Regions from separate parts of the Homo sapiens genome. Here region 2 is linked to region 1. The links are chromatin loops, found by intact Hi-C in ENCODE. Cell type or tissue: natural killer cell. All regions are shown on one strand. Links, peaks and the distances in the headings refer to the core of each region. The heading gives the core; the rest is flanking DNA. Region 1 has its middle 56 kb from the start of TNFAIP3. Region 2 has its middle 25 kb from the start of LINC02539.

Region 1 (11,550 bases), core at 2,142-10,141:
GCTGCCTTCAAGGTCTCCAAGACAGGGATCATAGGAAGCTTGTAACCTTGGAAAAATCCCCAGTGAATTGTTGCTGACGTCACTGAATAATGTGAGGATAGGCTGATCTGACCTCTCGGCTTCTCAAAAGCCCAGTTCCTGGCGGGCGTTCTTTGGCCTTCAGGAATCTCCTGCTTTCCTTTCCTTTGGCAGAAGGCCAGTCTAGCAAGGGTCTGGATGGTTATCATGATATGGCCCTCCAGGAAGTCGCTGTGAAATCTTTCACTTCTTGCCTGATTTGCTATATCTTAGTGGGGGAAATGGCCTGGACCTCAGGCATGTACTCAAGAGTATGGCTGACACTCACATTTGCTACGATTGACCCAACTCTCTCTATATATATATATTTGATATATAGAGATACACACACACACACACACACACACACACACACACACACATACACACACATGCATATATAAGACATATGATATATTTTTCCCCATTTCATCAGATTTTTATTCCTTCTATTACTGATTGTTGAGCAGTATATGTATGTGTTGCTTTTCACTGGTTGCATAATTCATTCTTTGTGCTTTAGAATATTTCCCACTGTCCAACAATGTATCTAGTTTGCCCTGCAACATTTGCCATTTTCTCATAATTTTCATTGTGTTATCTGTACCTACATTTTTGTCACAATGACACACTTCTTCTAAAAGAATGATCCTAAAGCATCTTTGTAACTAAACCTCATCTTAGAGAAAAAACTCAATGGCATAAACTGACTGCGCAAAACTATTGATACCATCATTTGGTGCAAGCACAGTTGAAGTGCCTTTCTGGAATAATTTTAGTCTATTTAGGTTTAAAAATTATTTAGTGGAAATAACTTATCTGGTGTTAATTTGGAGGCAGTTAACTCATCATTCATCATTTATCTTCTCCTCAACTCTTAGAAGATACTGCAGTGTAAGTGCAAGAGGAATGGACTAGGAATCAAGGTACCTGTGCAAAAACAACAAAAAAGATCCTGAACCATTCCTCTCCTCTAGCTGTACTTTTGCACAAATATCTGCACTAGTATCATTCAATAGAATTTTCCACAATGATGTAAATTCTCTATACCCCTACTGCCCAATACTGTGTGCCCAACATAATAAAGTGTCACTGGCCCCATGTGATTATTGAGCACTTAAAATGTGACTAGAGTGACTGAAGAACTAAATTTTTCACTTAATTTAATTTTAATTAATTTAAATTTAAATAGCCATACAAAGTGAGTGGCTACTGGATTGGACAAGGCAGGTCATATGGTTTGGATCTGTGTCCCTGCCCAAATCTCACGTCAAATTGTAATCCCCAGTGTTGGAGGTGGGGCCTCGTAGGAGGTGATTGGATCACAGGGTTGGATTCTTCATAAATGGTTTAGCAACATCCCCTCAGTGTTATTCTTGTGGTCATGTGTTATCATGAGATCTGGTTGTTTAAAAGTGTATAACAACTGCCCCTCTCTCTCTTCCTTCTGCTCTGGCCATGTGAGATGTCTCACTCCCCCTTTGCCTTCCACCATGATTGGAAGCTTCCTGAGGACTACCCAGAAGCAGAGGCTGCTATGTTTCCTGTACAACCTGCAGATCTGTGAGCCAACTAAATCTCTTTTCCTTATAAGTTACCCAGTCTCAGATATTTCTTTATAGCAATGCGAGAACAGACTATTGTAACTAACAGGCCTATGATTAATTTCTTGCAATTAAGTGACGAAGACTTTCAAACCACAAACTTTACAAATATCTTCCCCCATATTAGGTCTATTGTGAGTGAAACAACTGAAGTTTAGCACCTGGTTCACATCACCAGAATGAAATTATTAGTCCTGTTTACTAACAGAGTGCTGGTAGAAAGTCAGTTAGTATTTCCCAATGGGCTGGTGAAGCATTGCTGTATCTAAGCAAGAAAAGGTATAGACTTCATGTCACATGTGCATGGTTTTTGTTAGAACTGCTTGCGATGGGTTATCCAAGTGGAAAGGATAACCGTGTCCAAAGACATTGAATCCCAGCTCTAACTTTCTCAGGCTTTCTAAGTCTCCATTCAAATCTCCCTGAATATTCACCAGTTCTAGAAAACAAAGGAAGTAAAAAATAAAAGCAAGGGGCAGGGCGAGAAGCAAAACAGTGAGAGTCCAAGAAGTCAGCAGAAAAACATACTTTTGTAAATTGGACCGGTTAGCAACAAAATCATCTGATTCAATGTAGGTAAGGTTGGCACTGCATCAAGGTATGGGAGTTCCCTCCTTGCCCTGGTTTGACCCTTCCTTCCAGGATGGACCTCTGGGACTCGCTCTTTCCATCCAGTTGCTCCTCCAGAGCCTCTTGGGTTCAGCTTTGGTCCCTGCAGGTGAAAAGCCCTTTTTCTTTTGTTTCTAGACTGTTCACTTCTTGCTTCAAACTGTGGTGCACTGCTCTTACAAGGTTCTACTTCGCTTTCTTCTCAGGCTATTGCACTGTTTGGGGCTCCTAAAAGTCCACCTGTATCCCTGTCCCATTAATCTTTATACAGGGTAGTTTACCTGAAGCATGTTTAACAACATGTAGTAACATGCAAGGATATTGAAACATGGTTTTATTTCTCCCATGTTTGGAATGAAATAGCTGCTGAATAAATATTTTGTGAGTGACTCATAACCTGGGAACATGGAAGTTGTAGAATGAATGATCAAGCCCCTCCCAATCAAAGAATTGATGTCACCATCACCCACTTCACAAATGTGTCACAGCTACCAAAATGCTTTAAACATTTGTAACAGGAATAACATTTTTGAGGCATTAAGTAAATATTTATTTGTTTCTGGTGATTCCTTTTCCCTAATTGTCTTATATGTCATTACCTATTGAACTAATGGGCAGAATCCAGTGAGAATGAGAGCCATTACTGTTCTTCGTGTAAAAATGGGTCTTAGAAAATTACAGGTAGACTAAAGCCTGCAAGCATACACCACTGTTCTGCAGAGGCCATGCTTTACTCAGAAAAAAAAAAAAAAAAGATTTAAAAAGACACTTGTGTGGTCTGAGGAGCTGAATGCTGGGGGCCGATCAAGGGGTAGGTATGGACAGCACTGGCCACAGAAGGGTTCCCCCACGACAGCCCCACGGCAGCCTTCCTGGGCTGTGGAAAGGAGCCGAATGAGAGGGAGGAAGATGGGGAAGGGCCATCATAGGGCAGTCAGAGAGGTCTGGGGGTAATCTGTGAGCACAGTGTAAGCCAGGAAAACAGCCAGTCTTTCACAGACTTCCAGTCATCTAGAACTGGAGAACCAGCCTGGGGCAACTCCCACGGTCTCACGTGCTGCAATATAGAAATAAGACAGCAACAGGAGGATGGGGTGGGGGCAGGAGGGAGGATGTAGGTGCAAGTAGGACCGTCCGAGTAGATGGGGACAGGGTGCAGAGTCCAGGCCTACACGTACAGTGTAAGCAGGCCCCTGACATCAGCCAGGAACTCCAGCTCAGCACCTGAGGTGCATGGGGCTAATCACTCCTCTGCGTACAGCAGAGCTCAGAGAGCAGGCTCCTCAGGAGAAGCCATGAGTCTGCAGAGGGCAACACAAGGTCAGAGCCCCTCCTCTCTCTGCCAGCCCACAATTCTCTCACCTAGGAATAGAAGGAGGAAGAGAGGAACTCTTGGGAGGGGAGAAACTGCCCTGGAAGAGGGTTTCAACTTTCAATGGACTGAATATTTACCCCCAAAGAACTATTTTAGCCCAGAAAGACTGGAAATTGTCAAGAAAATTGTCAAGAATGGAAATTGTCAAGACACTGCTGTCAATGAAAACAGGGGCTCCGGGCAAGATGAGCTCAGTGAAGGAAAATAAAGATGCACTTCTTTATTTTTTATTTATGCACATGTGATTCATATGTGTGAATTTTGACCCCACTACAAATACATCAATTAGTTTCCTATCAATATGTTAAGAGAAAAAAATGCTTCCCACTCCCCAAATTAAAAGCAATGATTACCAGATTGTGTCTTAAATCTAGAAAACGTCCCCATTCAATATATGTGCTCTTTATTATGGGCTCCCCATTCAATACTAGGCTCTTACTGTATACCATGCAATGTGCAAGCTCCGTAAGTTCAGATTAAACATGTAATGTTCATATAGGACACTGAGAGCAAACAATCTTCACAGCCAGAGAAAACAAAAAGATCCTTAGAAAGATTATACCTGCAGCCTGGCCAACATGGTGAAACCCTGTCTCTACTAAAGATGCAAAAAAATTAGCTGGGCTTGGTGGCGCGTGCCTGTAATCCCAGCTACTCAGGAGGCTGAGGCAGGAGAATCTCTTGAACCCAGGAGGCAGAGGTTGCAGTGAGCTGAGATCGCGCCATTGTGCTCCAGCCTGGGAGACAGGTGAGACTCCAAAAAAAAAAAAGAAAGAAAGAAGGAAAGAGAGAAAGAGGGAGAGAGAGAGAGAAAGGGAGGGAGGAAGGAAGGAAGGAAGGAGAGAAAGAAGAAAGAAAGACAGAAAGAAAGAAAAGAAAGAAAGAAAGAAAAGAAAGAAAGAAAGAAAAGAAAGAAAGAAAAGAAAAGAAAGAAAGAAAGAAAGAAAGGAAGAAAGAAAGAGAAAAGAAAGGAAAATACCTTTATTAGTTAGAATATTTTAAAAACAAATGTCCTCATCCTGCTTCTAGCAAGACCCCAGAGCAAGCTGATGCAAGTGCTCATTGGTCACCTGCATGTTGCAATTTGATATTTACAGTTAGCACCCCTACCTCGAACTCTTCCTCATAACCTATATATGGCTGTTTAAATTACCATTTTAGTCCTTAAAGTCAAGCAGTATCTGTATACGCAAAATTATATTCCTAAAATCATCGTACGTACGTTACCATTAACAATAGCTTAAGGTTATTACGTGAGTTATAGTTTACACTGAGATTCACAGAATTATTTAACCTGGATGGCAGGTTGGACGTATTTTGCACCCATTTTGCAGATGAGGAAATAGAGGCACCTTTGTTCAACAGTCTTTCTCAACAAAGATTAACCCAGATCTTTAGACTTGTGGACCTGCACCACCAGCCCATTCAAATATCTGCTTGCCTGCTGCCATTCCTAGGATAACTGATTTGGACTTTGCTACTTATCTATAGATTCTTTCTGCTTTAAAAGTGTAGCATAGCTCTAGATCCACTGTTTGCCCAAAAACTTCCCTTATCTACCTTGCCCACACTAAACTCCCCTTTCTCTGAATGCCCACAACACATCCTCTTGACATTGCTATTTTGTAATCCATCATGTTCTTCCTTGAAACAACTCTTAAACTCTTACTTACCTTTCCAAATGCTTACATCTTGTTGCCCCCAACTAGATAGAGCTCCTCAAGGATCTTTTCCTGTCCATTTGCCCCATACTCCCTTGCAGACTTGGCACACAAGTTCTCATATATTTCTGGTTTTATTGATTAACTAAAACACTTCAATTTCTCTCCCTAAACCTCTGGGAAAAGGGAAGAACTCCCCAAAGCGGACAACCACACTGACAAAGCCAATGTTCTGCTTCACAATTCGGCATGTGACCGTCCCTGCCAAGACCCCAGAAATTAATTTATTATTTAACCAAAGCCAGTGATTATTGCATAATTTCATCCTTCCAATCAAGAATGCTGCTCTTTATTTAATGACTGAGACCTACTTACTTAGCTTCCAAATATGGTAGTAATTACTTGATATACAGATTAATGCATTCCCAGGCTAGTGCCTTGCACAGAACTATCAAATATAATTGGGGTTTCTAACCTTGTGACACAGCCCTACAAATTGCCTTCTTTATTTCCTTTTCTTAAAAAGTACGTTCAGTCTACTCTGGACTTTCCCATCTGTCGTCAGGTGACTTCCTGCTCTGTTAGCTGACCGTGAGTCACGTCGTTGCTGCACAGCACGTTCAGTGAGGCTGCCTCTGCGTGTGAGGCGACCAGGAGAGGAAAGGACAGACTTGAGCTATCAGACCTCTCTCCTGGTGGGATATTGTTTGTTTCCCCTACCCTGTTCATTTAAAACCTCTCAGTTATAAGCTTTGCTCCTCAGTTTATGCCTCTGTGATGATGCTTCAAGAGACAGGGAAACCAGTTTCCTACATTCCAAAATAAAAATGACATTTTAAAAAGTCTATCCTTTTAGGCAATGAATCATTTATCCGGGCAACCCCTTTCGTCAAGGGTCTTCTTCCTTTCAGCCACATTTCGGGGATGTCTTCTGTAAGGCAAACGGTTGTGACCAAGTGCGTACTCTGGAATCCAAATGATGCAAGTAGAGTTGAAAAGGAATTTCAAAATTACAGGAAAGGAGCTATGAGGGTAGAGAGGATGGGTTTAAAATACAAATAAGGAAACTTTGTGGATTGGGGAAGTCATTGGAGCAAAATAATGGGGAAGTTGGAGGCTCAAGAATAAACAACGTCTAGAAAGTTAGAGGAGTCTGGAGGGCACTTTTGCCTTCTGCAAATATCTTGTATATTATTTTGCTACGTGGGGGCTTAAATTCATTCTCATTAAAAGAAGATAAAGGAACAGTAACACTAGCCTGTCTCATCTGATGTTTTTAGGTTTGTTTGTTTTTATTATTATTATTTCTTTTTAGAGACAGGGTCTTGCTCTGTTGCCCAGGCTGGCATGCAGTGGCATGATCATAGCTCACTGCAGCCTTGAAATTCTGGACTCAAGCAATCCTCCCACCTCAGCCTCCCAAAGTGCTGGGATAATAGGCATGAGCCGCCATGCCTAGCCTGTTTTTAGTTATTATTTATTTTTTCTTTTTTGGGACAGGGTTTCACTATTTGGCCCAAGCAGGCTTAACACACTTCCACTTAATATGCTAATAAAGTAATCAGTATTTGGATAAAAAGTTGGCTAAACATAGAAATAATAATCTAAACTCAATGTAATAATTTACAGATCATTTGGGGATTCTAAACAGGACACAGACATCTATTAGCTGAATAATAACTAGCATGTGTATAGCCAACTTCTTTATGCCAATCTTTCTGGATTGGTGATATTATGGATTTGTGTTGGAGAAATAAATGTATCCATTAACATTTTAGATCAGCACTTTTAAGCCCCAAATAAAAAAGGATATGCATTGATTAGGGTTGTATCTTTACAACATTCAATGAAGTTATTCTTGGCATCCTGTTTTGGAGAAATTGGATCTGCACTTGTAGGTATGTTTACATGTCTTCTTTAAATAGAAGATTTCAGGTTTTTTTTTTCTTCTCATAAGGCCTAGTGATATATGGGTGCTCTTCAAATGTTCATTTTATAACAGTTTAAAAATCTCAGTAATGTAGAGTGGGAATCTAGTACTATTGAATTAAATTGGAAAGCTCTGCATTTTTATTAAGGAAAAGCTTCACCAATTATTTAGAATGAATTGCTCCAAGATTCTCCATTGGCTTTCATTTAGGAAGACCCTGTCATAGGGTTTGGACATCGTAGTTGTTTCTGGATTACTATGGAAATATGATGGTCATTCTCTAAGGCTGAACCTATTATTCCTAGAAAGGAGGTGAGTAATAACATCTTCAACTAAAATCAATGTGGAATCATAAGGAAAAATCTTGTGAATCTTTCAATTAAGAAGAAATCACCTTTTAAGGTAACATATTCTGTAGACAATTTTTCTGCCTTCTTCAATATGACCTTAGAGGGCTAGTTCCAGTGACTAAACCCCCAACCAGGCAAAGCTAAAATTCTGTCTTGACTCAAAAGCAGAATTCCACTACCTGAGTCACCTACAAAACTTCAACAGCACCCTGGATTTTCCTGAAAGCATCCCCAGCCAAGGATTGAGCAGGTTTAGGCATGTTCTCTTATGAAACCAGCTGATGACACAGTTACAGGGACTATGGCTCAAAAGTTATGGGCTGGGTTAGTGCCAACCCTGGTATAGTGCCCTCCATTAAGTACTGAGAATGCTCATCTCTAAATATCAAGACACTGTTTGAGATGAAATATCTATGTGGACTGCTCATGGCAAACACACCACTTTTAGATCTATCCTTTCACGATATGAAGTGTATTTCATCCACGTTGGCTTAATTCCATCCAATTCCCATGAAGTACATGTTCATTTTCAGCTGCATTTGCTCATTTGCTTTTAATACTTCTTCTCTCTGGCTCGCTTCTAGGTAGAGAATCATTTCTTTTTTTATATACTTTAAGATTTAGGGTACATGTGCACCACGTGCAGGTTAGTTGCATATGTATACATGTGCCATGTTGGTGTGCTGCACCCATTAACTCATCATTTAACATTAGGTATATGTCCAAATGCTATCCTTCCCCCCTCCCCCAACCCCACAACAGGCCCTGGTGTGTGATGTTCCCCTTCTTGTGTCCATGTGTTCTCATTGTTCAATTCCCACCTATGAGTGAGAACATGCAGTGTTTGGTTTTTTGTCCTTGCGATAGTTTGCTAAGAATGATGGTTTCCAGCTTCATCCAAGTCCCTACAAAGGACACGAACTCATCCTTTTTTATGGCTGCATAGTATTCCATGGTGTACATGTGCCACATTTTCTTAATCCAGTCTATCATTGTTGGACATTTGGGTTGGTTCCAAGTCTTTGCTATTGTGAATAGTGCCGCAATAAACATATGTGTGCATGTGTCTTTATAGCAGCATGATTTATAATCCTTTGGGTATATACCCAGTAATGGGATGGCTGGGTCAAATGGTATTTCTAGTTCTAGATCCCTGAGGAATCGCCACACTGACTTCCACAATGATTGAACTAGTTTACAGTCCCACCAACAGTGTAAAATTATTCCTATTTCTCCACATCCTCTCCAGCACCTGTTGTTTCCTGCCTTTTTAATGATCACCATTCTAACTGGTGTGAGATGGTATCTCATTGTGGTTTTGATTTGCATTTCTCTGATGGCCACTGATGATGAGCATTTTTTCATGTGCCTTTTGGCTGCATAAATGTCTTCTTTTGAGAAGTGTCTGTTCATATCCTTCACCCACTTTTTGATGGGGTTGTTTGTTTTTTTCTTGTAAATTTATTGGAGTTCATTGTAGATTCTGGATATTAGCCCTTTGTCAGATGAGTAGATTGCAAAAATTTTCTCCCATTCTGTAAGTTGCCTGTTCACTCTGATGGTAGTTTCTTTTGCTTGCAGAAGCTCTTTAGTTTAATTAGATCCCATTTGTCAATTTTGGCTTTTGTTGCCATTGCTTTTGGTGTTTTAGACATGAAGTCCTTGCCCATGCCTATGTCCTGAATGGTGATGCCTAGGTTTTCTTCTAGGGTTTTTATGGTTTTAGGTCTAACATTTAAGTCTTTAATCCATCTTGAATTAATTTTTGTATAAGGTGTAAGGAAGGGATCCAGTTTCAGCTTTCTACATATGGCTAGCCAGTTTTCTCAGCACCATTTATTAAATAGGGAATCATTTCCCCATTTCTTGTTTTTGTCAGGTTTGTCAAAGATCAGATGGTTGTAGATATGCGGCATTATTTCTGAGGGCTCTGTTCTGTTCCATTGATCTATATCTCTGTTTTGGTACCAGTACCATGCTGTTTTGGTTACTGGTAGAGAATCATTTCTAAAACCCAGTATAAAAATCAGCCTCAAGCAGCCATCACCTAGAGGAGGCTGGAAATCTCAAAACTAATTAGAGCGGGCCGGGGGCGGTGGCTCACGCCCATAATCCCAGCACTTTGGGAGGCCGAGGCGGGCAGATCACGAGGTCAGGAGATCGAGGCCATCCTGGCTAACACAGTGAAACCTGTCTCTACTAAAAATACAAAAAATTAGCCGGGCATGGGGGCGAGCGCCTGTAGTCCCAGCTACTCGGGAGGCTGAGGCAGGAGAATGGCGTGAACCCGGGAGGCGGAGCTTGCAGTGAGCCGAGATCGCGCCACTGCACTCCAGCCTGGGCGACAAAGCGAGACTCCGTCTCAAAAAAAAAAAAAAAGAAAGAAAATGATTCATTTTCCCCACCAATACTCCCTGCAGCCTGTTAAGGTCAAAGCCTCTGGTGGAGGCTGCACAGGTAGTGATATGGGAGTATTGATAACTGTTCTTTCTTCCCCAGTGACTGGTATGGGCCTTCACTGGAATATTTCTCTCTGTCAACTCTGTGCACGGGGTTGAGTCCTGGCCATGATAGTATGAATACTGTCATTCAAGTTTCCCCTGGCCTTACCAGACTGTACAGATAACAGGAACCACCCCAACTCAAATTTCCCTGGTTTTTTCCATAGCCTGGGGATGGTGGACCTTTAATACCCTGTAAGGTATCTTTCAAATATTTCTTGAGGTCCCTACAAGGTGTCTCCCAGGTACTGCTGCATAACATCCCTCCTCTAAGCTGGCCCATGGCTTCTCCTGGCCACTGGCTGGCCAGCAGTGTCTCCTGTTTGCCCCTTCCATGTACTTCCACAGCTGAGGCTCAGGAAAGCTGCAGATGTCCAAGTGACACGGCATTCTCTTTTAAGTAGGAGGAGCGCTTCCTTCCCCTACCCCCTCATGCCAACCACAATGAGGACACCCAGCACTGATGCCCAGCAATGTGGCTTCTGCTCCAGTATATTACAGAGTTCGAATTCAGAATTTCAGTTTCCCTTTGTAGGCTGCTGACTGCTCAGAGGAGGTAGGCTTTCATTCTTAAATATGTACTGATTGCCTGCTCTGTGTAGATGCCTACAACGTGCACAGGGATGAGTGAAACCGCCAAGGACTCTGACCATGAAATTTTCAGCCTAGTCATGGAGAAAGATGATGACCAAGAAATAAAAGCAAATAAATACACAACCACAAATTGAGATAAGTGCTATGAAGGAAACAGGCAGAGAGGTGTGAGAGAAAATAACAAAGGAGCTACTTTCGATCAGAGGGTCAGAAAAGGTCTCCAAGCTCATGACAGTTTATAATAATAACTATTAATAGGACATATTAGAAATCCAGACTTGGAAAAAGGGAGGGGAGGGGTTTTTAGAAGAAATTTATTGGGGAGGATGGGGGTGGTACAAAGAGGAGGAGGAGTTAATATTTTGAGACATTACTATGACCCAGTAACATTCTAAGAACTTTACACATGTTATATTCTTTAATCCTAACACAACCCTATGTAGGAACTACTGTTAACCCTGCTTAACAGAGGTATAAGATGAAGCACAGAAGGGTTAAGTAACTTGCCCTTGTCACACAGCTACTAAGTGGTGAAGGCAGAATTTGAATCCGAGCAGTTTCAGACCCTAAGGAAGAAAAGACTTTGGATTATTTTAGCAACTTAAAGACCAGTGTGACTGAAATGGAAAGGAAAACGGGGAGGGAAATGGGAGAGAAATGGAGTTGGCAAAGCAGGCAGGGCCTAGAGCATGCATGGAAAGGTGGTCATATTTCATCCTCAGAGAGTGTCATGGCTGATTAATTAATGCTGCTCCAAAGGAACAATACTGTTCTGAGGAGCCAGCTGTGGTCATGAAAATAATGATCACCTCTATTACTTTCTTAGGCTGAGGTATTAGAAAATGAGAGTGCTTCCTTTATGCTGAGAA
Region 2 (11,550 bases), core at 1,355-9,354, 49 kb before region 1:
ACAACATTTCTGTCAATGAACATATATATATATAAAAAATCTTGTTTCATGTGTGTTTCTATTTAAAGTCACCTTATTTAATATATATTTTTCACTCATTAATATTGAACTCATGGCAAACTATACTATAACTCATGCCTGAACTAAGCTTCTCTAACACAGATATTTTCTGTTAGGCACATCACAGCCTTTTTGAGCTTAGGATCACTAGGCAGTACTTCAGCACTATGCTCAGGGTCCATTTTAAATAGTGAAATCATCCACAGGAAAAAAAATGCAAAAAAAATGTGACACTGAATAAACTGTGGAAAGGACACTTGCTGAGTTTTGGGGGATTGAGGAGAGATGCAGGATGCATGAGCCCTGCCATCATGGAGCTTTTAATCTATTACTAGAGGCAAAATTAACACAGTGAAATATTCACAAGACAATATAATTGAGCAGGTGAATGGGGTGAGGACAGTGTTTTATATTACACTATCTGTTCTTGGTGGCTTTTATCTTTCCTTTTTCCAGGTTTTTCAGGCACCAGTGGTACTTTCTATATGAGCTTCTTTTAGGGTAAGGCAGATCAGCCTAAAACAAAGAAGTCCATTAAAAATGTGACTGGATTTCTTAAATGCAGAGTAGAAACTATAATCTGAAAGCCAAAGGGTTGTTTATTTGTGAGAACCAGCCTTTGTTCTGTGAACTAAATTGATTCCATGGAATTCTAAAAGCTGAGATTAATAAGATTGTATTATATGATTTATAATTCAAGTTTTGTGGATTGGACACTGAGCAGTAACCTCTACAGAACAGTGAAGAGTGCCAGTTGATATATTTGCCTTCTTACCCACAATGGAAAGGATTTCCCAGTGAGCAAGAAGAGGAAATTTAGAGAGAATAAAATAGAGTGCTTAATAAGAATAAGATAGCTAGTGACAAAATCTGTTCCCTCCTGTGGTCAAACCTTAGGTGGAGTGTGGTAAAGACACTCAGAAATCCTTACTTAATAGTACTTTCCATGGCAGACCCCAAGAAGACAGCCAGTGTTTTAACCTCAGGTGCTATAATGAAATACCATGACTGATGGCTTCAACAACAAACATGTATTTCCCATAGTTCTGGAGGCTGGGAAGACCACAATCGAGGTGCCAGCAGATTTGGTGTCTAGTAAAGGCCCACTTCCTGGCTCATAGGCGATGCCTTCTCATGGTGTCCTCGCATGGTGGGGAGAAGAAGCAAGCTATCTTAAGATTATTCTAAGAACATTAATCCCATTAATAAGGGCTCCATTCTCATGACCTCATCTAATCCTACTTACCTCCCAAAGACCCCACCTCCTAATACTATCACATTACAAGGTAGGGTTTCAACATACAAGTTTTGGGAGACACAAGCATTCAGTTTCTAACAGAGTTTCATGGAAAAACATCTATTTTGAATGGCATTTGAACAACACGGCTCTTCGAAAATGAATGAGCAATGACTGAGAGAGGTGGTGAGGCAGACCAGGCCTTCGCACAGCCTTGCAGAGCCATGTACATCACAGAATACTAAAGATAGGCAACAGAGAGTTTTCAGTCCTCAAGGAGAGGAATAGAAGAGGTGTAGGAGTGGGTGGGTCACAGGGGGTCTGGGAGAAGAGCAGGAGGACACAGATATGTGGACTTCACTGTTGATCAGAGCAAGGCAGGGACTAGGGTCAGCAGCAGCAGCTACCAGCCCACCATGTGAAAGATCAGGCAGGATGGAGACCCCTTTTGGGTGCCAGCCACAATTCCCCAAGGACCAGAGCATGACAACACAGTGGCCATCAACGGGAGAAGGCTATATGAGAACCCAGGTTACTTCTAAGCTCCCTGGATCATAAGGTCACTCTTGGGAAGAAGGAAGTGAGAACTCTGAATTTCACAGAATCCTTACTAAAAAAGGCAACATTTTAAACCAGAAGTAGAGTTATCTGCTTTTTTGTTTTGTGTTGTTGTTGTTGTTGTTGTTGTTGTTGTTGTTTTGAACCAGGCAGGCTCCCTCTGTCACACAGGCTGGAGTGCAGTGGTGTGATCTCAGCTCACTGCAACCTCTGCATCCTGGGTTCAAGTGATCCTCCTGCCTCAGCCTCCCAAGTAGCTGAGACAACAGGCATGAGCCACCAGGCCCAACTAATTTTTGTATTTTTTGTAGAGACGGGGTCTCTCCATGTTGCCCAGGCTGGTCTCAAACTCCTGAGCTCAAGCCATCCTCCTGCCTTCACCTCCCAAAGTGCTGGGAGTATAGGCATGAGCCACCGTGCCCAGCCCAGAAGTAGAGTTGTCTTAAAACAGAAAAATTAAAAGCTTTAGACTATCAGTAAAAATGGATTCTACAACTGGAGCTGAGCTGATTTCAATTACAGAAAAATTTAAAATGTTACTTTTTTTCACATCGGACTGTGACTATAAATTTTGAACTTGCTCCATGTGCTACACTGTGGTGCACCACTCAAAAGCCCCAGAGCATTGCAAAGTTGAGGGAAATGAGTGAAGCCAGGAATGGACAGGGATGGTTGGGTTGGGCCCAACCAGAAGAGAGGAGGGCAAGGCCCTGGATCAGGGCAATGGTTGAGTTGCATAAGCAGAAACTTACTGGGAGAGGCAGACAGCTGGGATCCTCAGGGTGCAGCTGTGAAGTATGAAATTACCTGCCTTGGGAATTGTAAGCACTGTAGCAGAAAAGTTAGCAGATTTGCCTACTCCAAAAATCCTTGATTAGAAGGCAATGGCCATGAGGTCTGAGCCCACCGCCTTCCAACAACATCCTCAGTTGAATGGACTGAGGGTGTTCTACACACTGGACCCAAGCAGGCCAATCAGCAGCCCTTTCCAGGGAATTTGGAATTGGGACACAGGGGCTCTGGTTCATCAACTCTCAAAGCTTAGCATACCTAAGACCCTTGTGAGTTTTTATGCTCCACCACTGTATCTTCAGAATTGGAGCTGAAAGATCTTTGGTCTTCAAAATCTTTGCTTTTCAAAATGTGTCTGGTGTAGCAGGTTTAGAGCTCAGGAATCAGTATTTCGACTCATATCCCTGGTGAATCTGAAACAGGAAGGCCATGGATCACCATCTGGGAAATAGGCTTCTGGACTAGGGGTTCCATAGAGCTAAGGTGGACATTTTTGGTCCTATAACTGTGACGCAGAAGAAAGAAGCCTGGAGAGAGGGAAGTATACAGCAGACATACAGAGAAAAGTCATGAGGTCCCAGGAGCTGGGCTCACCAGTCACACTTTCCCAGCCCTTCTCCTTTGCCTCCCCCACTCTAGTGGAGATTAGAAATTCTAAGCATTTTTCAGTCTCTTTTGAAGCCAAGAGGTCACGTGATGTATTTTTGGCCTATGAGAGGTATGTGGAAGTTGGCTTAGTTGAGAGAGGGCATTTTGGGAAAGCATTTGCTTCCTGATTGAAGGGTAGATATACAGGCAGCTGCCCATTTCTACCCTTCTACCTGCATGAAGCTTGGAGCTGCAACATTTTTAATCCATGAAGCAATAAATGCAAAGAGCCAACACACTAAAGCTGCAGAGTGAGAAGAAAGGCCTCAAGCAACAGACTCAATGCCCCCACTCTTGCTTGTGGCACATGCATAGACTATGCTTACATTTTCAGTGGCTTATAGGAAGAGAGCTTACATACATTTAAAAAATCTGTGTAATCAGGAACATGAGAACAGAATTGTGGTGAGTACATTCTAGCGGGATGATTAGGTAGAAAGAACTGAGCGCAAAGGGACCTGTACAATAACCACTACAAAAGCAGTCCCAGCAGGGCCATTTTGAGAAAATTAATTAGAGAGCTAATTGCCCAGCCAAGAAACTGAATCCTCTAGATTTTTCTACAAATTATAAGGAAGTCCCAGCAGCTACAATTATGCTACAGAATGTGTCACTGTGGTATAGTTATAGACCAAACCAACTTAAAGACACCTAATCTGAAAAAACATAAAGTCAATAGGAAAGGCAGTTAAAAATCCTATGAGAAAACCAGAGAAGATGATTACAGAAGGACCTTAGCCTATGATCAGCAGCTCATGTTTGCATCACCTTAGCGTGGGCAACCAGACCTCAGGGCCCAACTGAGTTAACTGGTCAACAAATGCAGAATGTGCAAACTTACGTCCTGATTGGAAAGTATTTTATACATGGGATGGTACAATTACTAAAATCTTAGGAAGGAGATTTATTAAAACCCAGGAAAATAGAAAATATGATTAAGAAACAGGCCAAGCACAGTGGCTCACACCTGTAATCCCAGCACTTTGGGAGACCCAGGCAGGTAGATTGCTTGAACCCAGGAGTTTGAGACCAGCCTGGGAAACATGGTGAGACCCTGTCTGCAGAAAAAAATAACAAGTTAGCCAGGTGTGGTGGCACATGTCTGTGGTCCTAGCTACTCAAGAGGCTGAGGTGGGAGCATCTCTTGAGCTTGGGAGGTCTAGGCTGCACTGAGCCATGATCATGCCACTGCACTCCAGCCTAAAGAAGAAGATTAAGAGACAAAGTCAAATCCAACACATTTAAAAAAATTTTTTTTTGTAGAGATGGGGTCTCACTATGTTGCTCAGGCTAGTCTTGAAGTCCTGGGCTCCAGTGATCCTCCTGCCTCAGCCTCCCAAAGTGCTGGGATTACAGGCTTGAGCCACCATGCCTGGCCCATCACACTTTTTAAACCAGAAATGGTGTGAAGACATTTAAACAGTTTTGTAACCATAGTGACATTTTATGTTGTTTTGGTTGCTGCTTAAGGTATTAGAGAGTTTATTAGTTTCCTGTGTCTGCTGTAACAATTACCACAAACTTGGTAGCTTAAGACAACAGAAATTTATTCTCTCATAGTTCTGGAGAAGAAAAGAGTCTGAAATCAAGGTTGTGCTGCCTCCAAAAGCTCTAGGAAAGAATTCATCCCTTTCTAGTGACAATGGCATTCCTTGACTTGTGGCCTCATCCCTCTGAACTCTGCCCCTGTGGTCACGTGGCCTCCTCATCTTCTGTGTGTCCATCTAATCTCCCTCTGTCTCCTCCTATAAGGACACTTGTAATTGGAATTAAGGTCCACTCAGATAATCCAGGGTAATCCCCCAAGTCCAGATCCTTAATCACATCAGCAAAGACCCTTTTTCCTCATTAGGTAAAATTTACAGATCCTAGGGATTAGGATCTGGTATCTTTCAGTGGCCACACATCAGCTTCCTACAGAGAATGCCTAAGAAACTCTGATATACTTGATTTGTGATTTAATTTTCTATTTAAATGTTTTTACATTTATAATTGATGTATGCACATTTAGGGAATTATGTTTTTGATGTATTATTTAGACAAGAAGTATGTGAATTTTTAAAGGAAGGTTGTTTTTAAAACGATTTTTAAATAAATTCATAAGATTACTAAATTAGACTTTTAAACAAAGTACAAGTGGTAGCAAATATTCTTTTCCACACAAAATCTCTTGGAAACATAATGAATCTATAACATACTTTACTTGAAGTCTTCCTTCACTTGCTCTGTGTGTGTGTGTGTGCTCCAGTGATCCCCAGTAGAATAGAGAATATTTCTCATTTCTACTCTAAAAGATGAGGACAAAATTGGACCCTTGCAAAAGGCAAACTTAGATGAGTGCACTCACCTACTTATTCCATTACTGATGAGATGTAGGATGAGAGGTTGAGCAATGAACAGGCACACAACACCCTGGGTCATCCACAGCCCATGGCAACTGCGCACACACAGCCTCTGGAGGACTTCAGAGCTCACAGGTTAACTGCTGTTTGCCTCATAATGACTCCTGTGTCTTGTGCTGGTGGATTTGGGTTCCTTTAGCAATGGGTCATAAGGCTGCTATAGAATGCTTTATTTTGTTTCTTTTCCCTGAGTAGGCTAAATATGTCCTAGGTTTTAAAGCCACTTTTTGAAGAGAGACGTTTGCTGAGCTGCATTTTTACAATACACTCTATTCCATGAGGCACATGATGGAGTTCAAGGATTGCTCATCATTATCCAGTTGGACACTAGGACAAGAAACTTCTGGAAAACAGTTTTACTCCAGGGCATCTGCTCCTCCCATCAACATATTACCTTCTTAAGGTAATTCCTTTCCTGGCCACTGTACTTCTTTTCTTCCAAAAATCTCTCACCCTTCTCCTGAAAGATTTCTGCATGTCTGAGCAGATAGATGACTCCACTTCACAGGATTTGCATAAATTACACCATGTGGGGCTCTCCAAGAAAGTGGTCATTGATCAAGTCTCAGAGACCTTTAAAATGTCTCTCATGTCCCCAGCATGCCATACTTTTGGCTATCTTTTGTCTGCGGAAACTACTTCCACCACTGAAGGAGATGTTTCCTCTGGTCCTCTTTAACTTTGCTCTGTGGTCAAAATGTTGGACCAAGGCTGTATTTTATGCTGCTCCTTTTTCCTTTCTGAGATCTAGTCTACTGAATATAATGCCCAGGCCATTGATTCATTCATGGCCATTCATTCTATAGGTTCTGGCAAGCACTACGAAGTATTACTAATTATGCTATGTATATGTAGTTTTGATCTTCAGGATATGTTATAAATAAGAACTCAGTCACTTTCCTTATCAGGTAATCAGTTCCTCATACCTAGCCCTGTGCCTTTTGCAACTTAGGAAATTAGAGGGAGAGAGCTTAAGTAACTTATCTTGGATCACAAAGAGGCATCATGTGTCAGAGAAGAAGTATGTTATTTCATGATGAGTAGATCAAGTATAAATCATTTCAAACTTGAAACACTTGAATAAAGCTAAACTAGTATGGTTTTTGAGTCACTAACATAGCATTTCCTCAATGCTTTGGGAGTTTCTTTGGATGCCTTCCACTAGACTATCAATGAGCCCCAATCCCATTAAGCCTTTGAGAAGAAGTGAAGTTACTAGAGGATTACATGGCTCCTGGAATTTTTGTGTTTTTTCAGTGATGTGTTGATGGATATGAGTCAAAAAGTAGATAGGAGCATTCCATAATTGAGGGAAATGAGAAAGGAGATTGGTTAATGATCCAAACAATTCTAACTGGGAAGGCTGTAAAATTTGCTTTTCTTAATAAGACTGATGCTTTTTAATGTTGTCTTCCAGCTCCTTAAGGAAAATGACTATAGAAAATTGGAGGGGGTGTCCAGAAAAAGCACAGAGATTTGGAAGTCTACACAGAATTTCAAGTTCCTGTTCAAAGATTACACTTAAACACACCTTGATGGGCTTAGTCACTCAAGTGAGTTGGTATTGCAGGTGTTTGTCTTCCGTCCAACCGTGGGCTTCCTCTGTGGGAATTTCTTTTTGTGCAGCTGAGATGGTGTATAAGAAATCTCCAAAGTCAAAGCAAAGGGTAGTGACTAACTTGAAATTCCTTAATGGGGAAATTTCACAAAGGTCCCACCAAGGGCAGAAAATAAATGAGTCTTAAAGTTTTGGGAACTGATCATATAAGCACATAAAATAAAGAAACAGGGTGGGAAAATTCACTTCCCAGAGAGCCCTGGTAGCAAGAAGGCCAAGTCTTCCCAAAGCTGTGTCACCAATAAATCCCCACAGATTGGACCCATTTTTCCCCCAGAAAACATGACAAAGCTCACATGGAAATCCACACTGTGTCCAAAGTGCATTTTAAAATAATATTTTTCGATGAAAATAAGATTTAAAATATTTATATAGTTGAACACACATGCATACATCTATATAGATATCCGCACAGAATATAGTATAAAGAACATAAAATTAAGAATCAAGACACTTGGGTTGAGAACAATCTATACCTCTCTCCCTTTGGAAATTCCCTAAACTTCAGTTTTCTATTTGTAAAATAATAATAGGATAGGGCTGGGCACGGTGGCCCATGCCTATAATCCCAGCACTTTGGGAGGCCAAGACAGGCAGATCACCTGAGGTAAGGAATTCGAGACCAGCCGGGCCTACATGGCAAAACCCCACCTCTACTAAAAGTGCAAAAATTAGCTGGGCATGGTGGCATGCACCTATAGTCCCAGCTACTTGGGAGGCTGAGACAGGAGAATTGCTTGAACCCAGGAGGTGGAGGTTGCAGTGAGCCGATATTGTGCCATTGCACTCCAGCCTGGGTGACAGAGCAAGACTCTGTCTCAAAATAATAACAATAATAATAGTAATAATAATAGGATAATTATATTTTCCTTACCTAAGTTGTTGTGAAGCTCAAATGAGGAAATAAATGTGAAAGTACTTTTAAAATTGTAAACAATTATTCAAATGTAACTTATTATTATGTCCATTATTATAAGCAAACTCAATATAATGGAAAAACCACCTATATTCCCTGATGCTCTGGCCACACCTATGAGATACAGTACATGAAAATCAAGTCCAAGTTTGGAGCTAACAATAAGAGGATGGGGATAAAGGACTCAACTGTGAGATACCTCCTCATTTTACTCTCTTTGCTGGATACCGTAGAGTAAGGCAGAAGTCATAGCTAATTGTCTAATTTTCCTCAACTTATTCCACCAGAAACTTCTCTAGACTAATAATGTTGGTTCTAAAATGAAGGTACAGTCTTGGATAATTGAGGTGATTAAAACTGTAGGTACCAGAGCCCAGAGCCAGACCACCTGGGTTCAAATTCTAGATGTGTCACTTACTGACTGTGCATCCTTTAGAAAATTTTTTCTAAAGGAGTGATAACTGTACCTACATAAACAATGCTCCATAACTGTGCTGTAGTTGGAATGACTTTAACCTACTAAGAAGAATGGCAGTGGATGAAAAATTTTCTGTTCTTTTTATTTCTTGAATGAGTCGGTATACCTCCCTCTGATCCCCTCAGAGTAAAACACTTGCTAGTCGGTACAGGGCCCTCATACACACTAGGAAAATATGTACATTGCTCAAGACACTTTATCACATTCAGTGGGAGAAAAAAAGTCTCTAATGACAACAGTGCAACTGATCTCCCCTAGAATTGGGCAGTAGACAATCTGCTCAACCTTACATGATAGTCTTGTCTCTGAAACTCAGTCTCCTTTTGTGGAGGGAGAGAGGAGTGGTTAGGTTAGATCTCCCTAAATCCTCTGATAATTCCAAAAGATTCTGTGATTTTTTTTTTCTTTTAGGTGTTTAGACTGTCTTTAGGATGCAACACTTCATTCCAATTCTAGGGCTAAGGAGGGCTAGCAGACCAAGCACAGTTTGATCTCAGGGTTCTGTGGACTAGGGCAGATAACAGAGCATTTCAAGCAGATAACAGAGCATTTCAAGCAGATAGCTGGCGAGGCTTGCATTTTCTGGCTAGATTAGCATCCTTCTCACCACCTTTTTACACATAGAACCCAAAACTAGGAAGACATAGCATGAGTCCACCCTGTGCCCTGCGTCATCCTGTATAGTCCAGGGAAGATACCGAGACTTGAATTGAAGCAAGGGTGCCTTTGCTTATGAAGAAGACTTTTTTTTTTAAAGGAGGCCATACATTTTCCCTTGCAAAGGAAACAGAAATTTCCATTTGTAAAGGTGTCCTCCTCTGCTGTACCAGGAAAAGGAGAATGACTCTTAATGACCAGAGAGACAACTCTTGTCACTGGAGGTGTACCAACTCGAGTCTGCATAACAAGCCTTATAAAATTGTTCTTATCTACCGTTAGTTTCCCCCAAATATTTACCTTCCCATCAGAAGCTCAAATTCCTTTTCCTTTGTCTAGTCATTTTTCTAGGATTTATCATCCTTTGTTAAAATGGGATATAAGCCTCTAGGCCTAACCATTTTTTTAGGTTTTTCACTTATTTTCTGTAAAGCTCCTGTGTATATATGAAATATTCTTCTATTAATCTGTCTTTTGTCAGTTTAATTTGCAGGCCTCAGTCACTGAACCTAGAGGGTAGAGGAAAAGTTGTCCCCATATTTGCCTCTCACCTCATTGGCTATTGCAAACAAAACAACTATTCTTTTTACATCACTGAAAACATGAAATCTAAAGGAAGAAAAATCAGTGAGAGGGAAGTCCTTACTAATGGGAATTAGGAGTGGGAAGATCAGGACCCGAGCAGCTGACCTTGCTTCTCAACCACTTAATGCTCTTGGGGCCCCAGATTGGAAAGAACTGAGTCACCACCAAAATTCCTTTCTTCTTCCATCAATGTTCCCCTTGCTGTCTTTCTTGCTTCCTGCCATTTCTCCAGCCCTCTTTGGTATATCTTGGCCCTTTCTTCTCATGACTTCCTTTGCTGTTGCAAAGGAACTGCTATTCTACTCAGAAATCACTAAACTACAATGGATTCATTTGCCTTTGCACATAAGCTTCTGGGGTGACCCTTTGGTTAGCCCCAACGTGCATCTCTGGGAATGATTTAGCAATCTAAGACTTAGTCTCAGCAAGAAGAGGAACCAAGATGTTCCTTTCTCACAGAACCTGTAATTTGACCTCCCTCTCAGAACAAAGATAAAGGGATGTGGTTTTTACTTACTGGCTGTAAGACACATTATACATTCATTTTATAGATGCTGAAAAAATGGAAGCCCCGGAAAGAGAACATTTTATAAGGAGAATCTCCAGGCATGTCTTAAAACACAGAGACAAGTAAACGACACCTGAGTGTCAGGACTGCCAGGACTTTCCCGAGACATATCAAAGAAACCATAAACATAAATCACCCCAGGAAGACCAAGTGTGCAGATGAAGATAATACTTTAGACAAGCAGTGTGCTTTGGTTCACAAAGGACTTTCATTTTCACAATCTTTTTTGATCTACAAAACCTAAGCAGTAGTCAGGCCATATATTATTATAATTCCTACTTTACAGGTCACAAAATGACCACCTAGGGAGGCAAAGTGACTTCTAAACTCACACAGCTAATACGTGGTGAATAGGATAGGCTTTCCCTTCTTGGCTTCTTATCCTGTGATTTTTCTTCAAAAGAACTAGGATTGGAGTGTGCTGGGGGAAACAGAGGGCAGAAGAATGCAGCCAACAGCTCTGCCCTAGTAACCTGCTTTGCCAGCATCATCTTGGGGAACCTCAAGCACCTATTAGACCCCTTCTGTTTGCACAAGCACACTAGCCCTACATTCCAATAGTGAGACTTTCTGTTCTTCTCCAGAACTATTCTCTATTGTAGGGAAGGATCACAGATGCCCCCAGGGGCTACAGTTTTGCCTAGAAGTCTCATCTTAGTCTCTCCTCTATTGCATCATGACCACTGTTGATGCAAAGCTACCTGGGGGGATAACACATAATCCATTGTGTAATAACTTCTTAGGTCACCAATCATGTACCAGCGCAAGCTCTGTGCCAGGCCCTGTTAGGTGCCCACAGCATGAGACTTAATAAGCCAAGAGCTACAAGGAAGAATGGAAAGGCAAAAACAAGTGAATACAGGGTTGTGTAGAGAGAACAGTGGAGGGAGTGTCAAAGGAGAGCATCTGATCCCAAACACGTTATCAACTTTCTAAGCAGGGAATAGGAAGGCAATAGTTTTATGATCAGGATGACCAACACTTCCAAGTTCCTAAGACATCTCAGAATGAGGAACAGAGCCATTGTGTTG

Evidence for each region. Peaks named below come from ENCODE experiments on the same cell type or tissue, not always from the same donor. Only the 100,000 strongest peaks of a DNase experiment are listed, where the experiment ranks them.
Region 2: it touches region 1 in a loop (2.9-fold over the local background); 5 of 110 quality-filtered maps call a loop at or near these places.

What each region holds. Positions count from the first base shown.
Region 1 is chr6:137,805,693-137,817,242 of GRCh38, forward strand. No RefSeq gene overlaps it. Among named protein-coding and RNA genes, the nearest start is that of TNFAIP3, 56 kb to the right of the region's middle. RefSeq lists enhancers at 5,750-6,009, 6,040-6,159, 10,103-10,152, 10,483-10,572. In natural killer cell, for the core only: no CTCF peak of the experiment used is centred there; DNase peaks (open chromatin) are centred at 5,260 and 5,899; H3K27ac peaks cover 1,182 bases.
Region 2 is chr6:137,757,909-137,769,458 of GRCh38, forward strand. No RefSeq gene overlaps it. Among named protein-coding and RNA genes, the nearest start is that of LINC02539, 25 kb to the left of the region's middle. RefSeq lists an enhancer at 10,147-10,276. In natural killer cell, for the core only: no CTCF peak of the experiment used is centred there; a DNase peak (open chromatin) is centred at 4,743.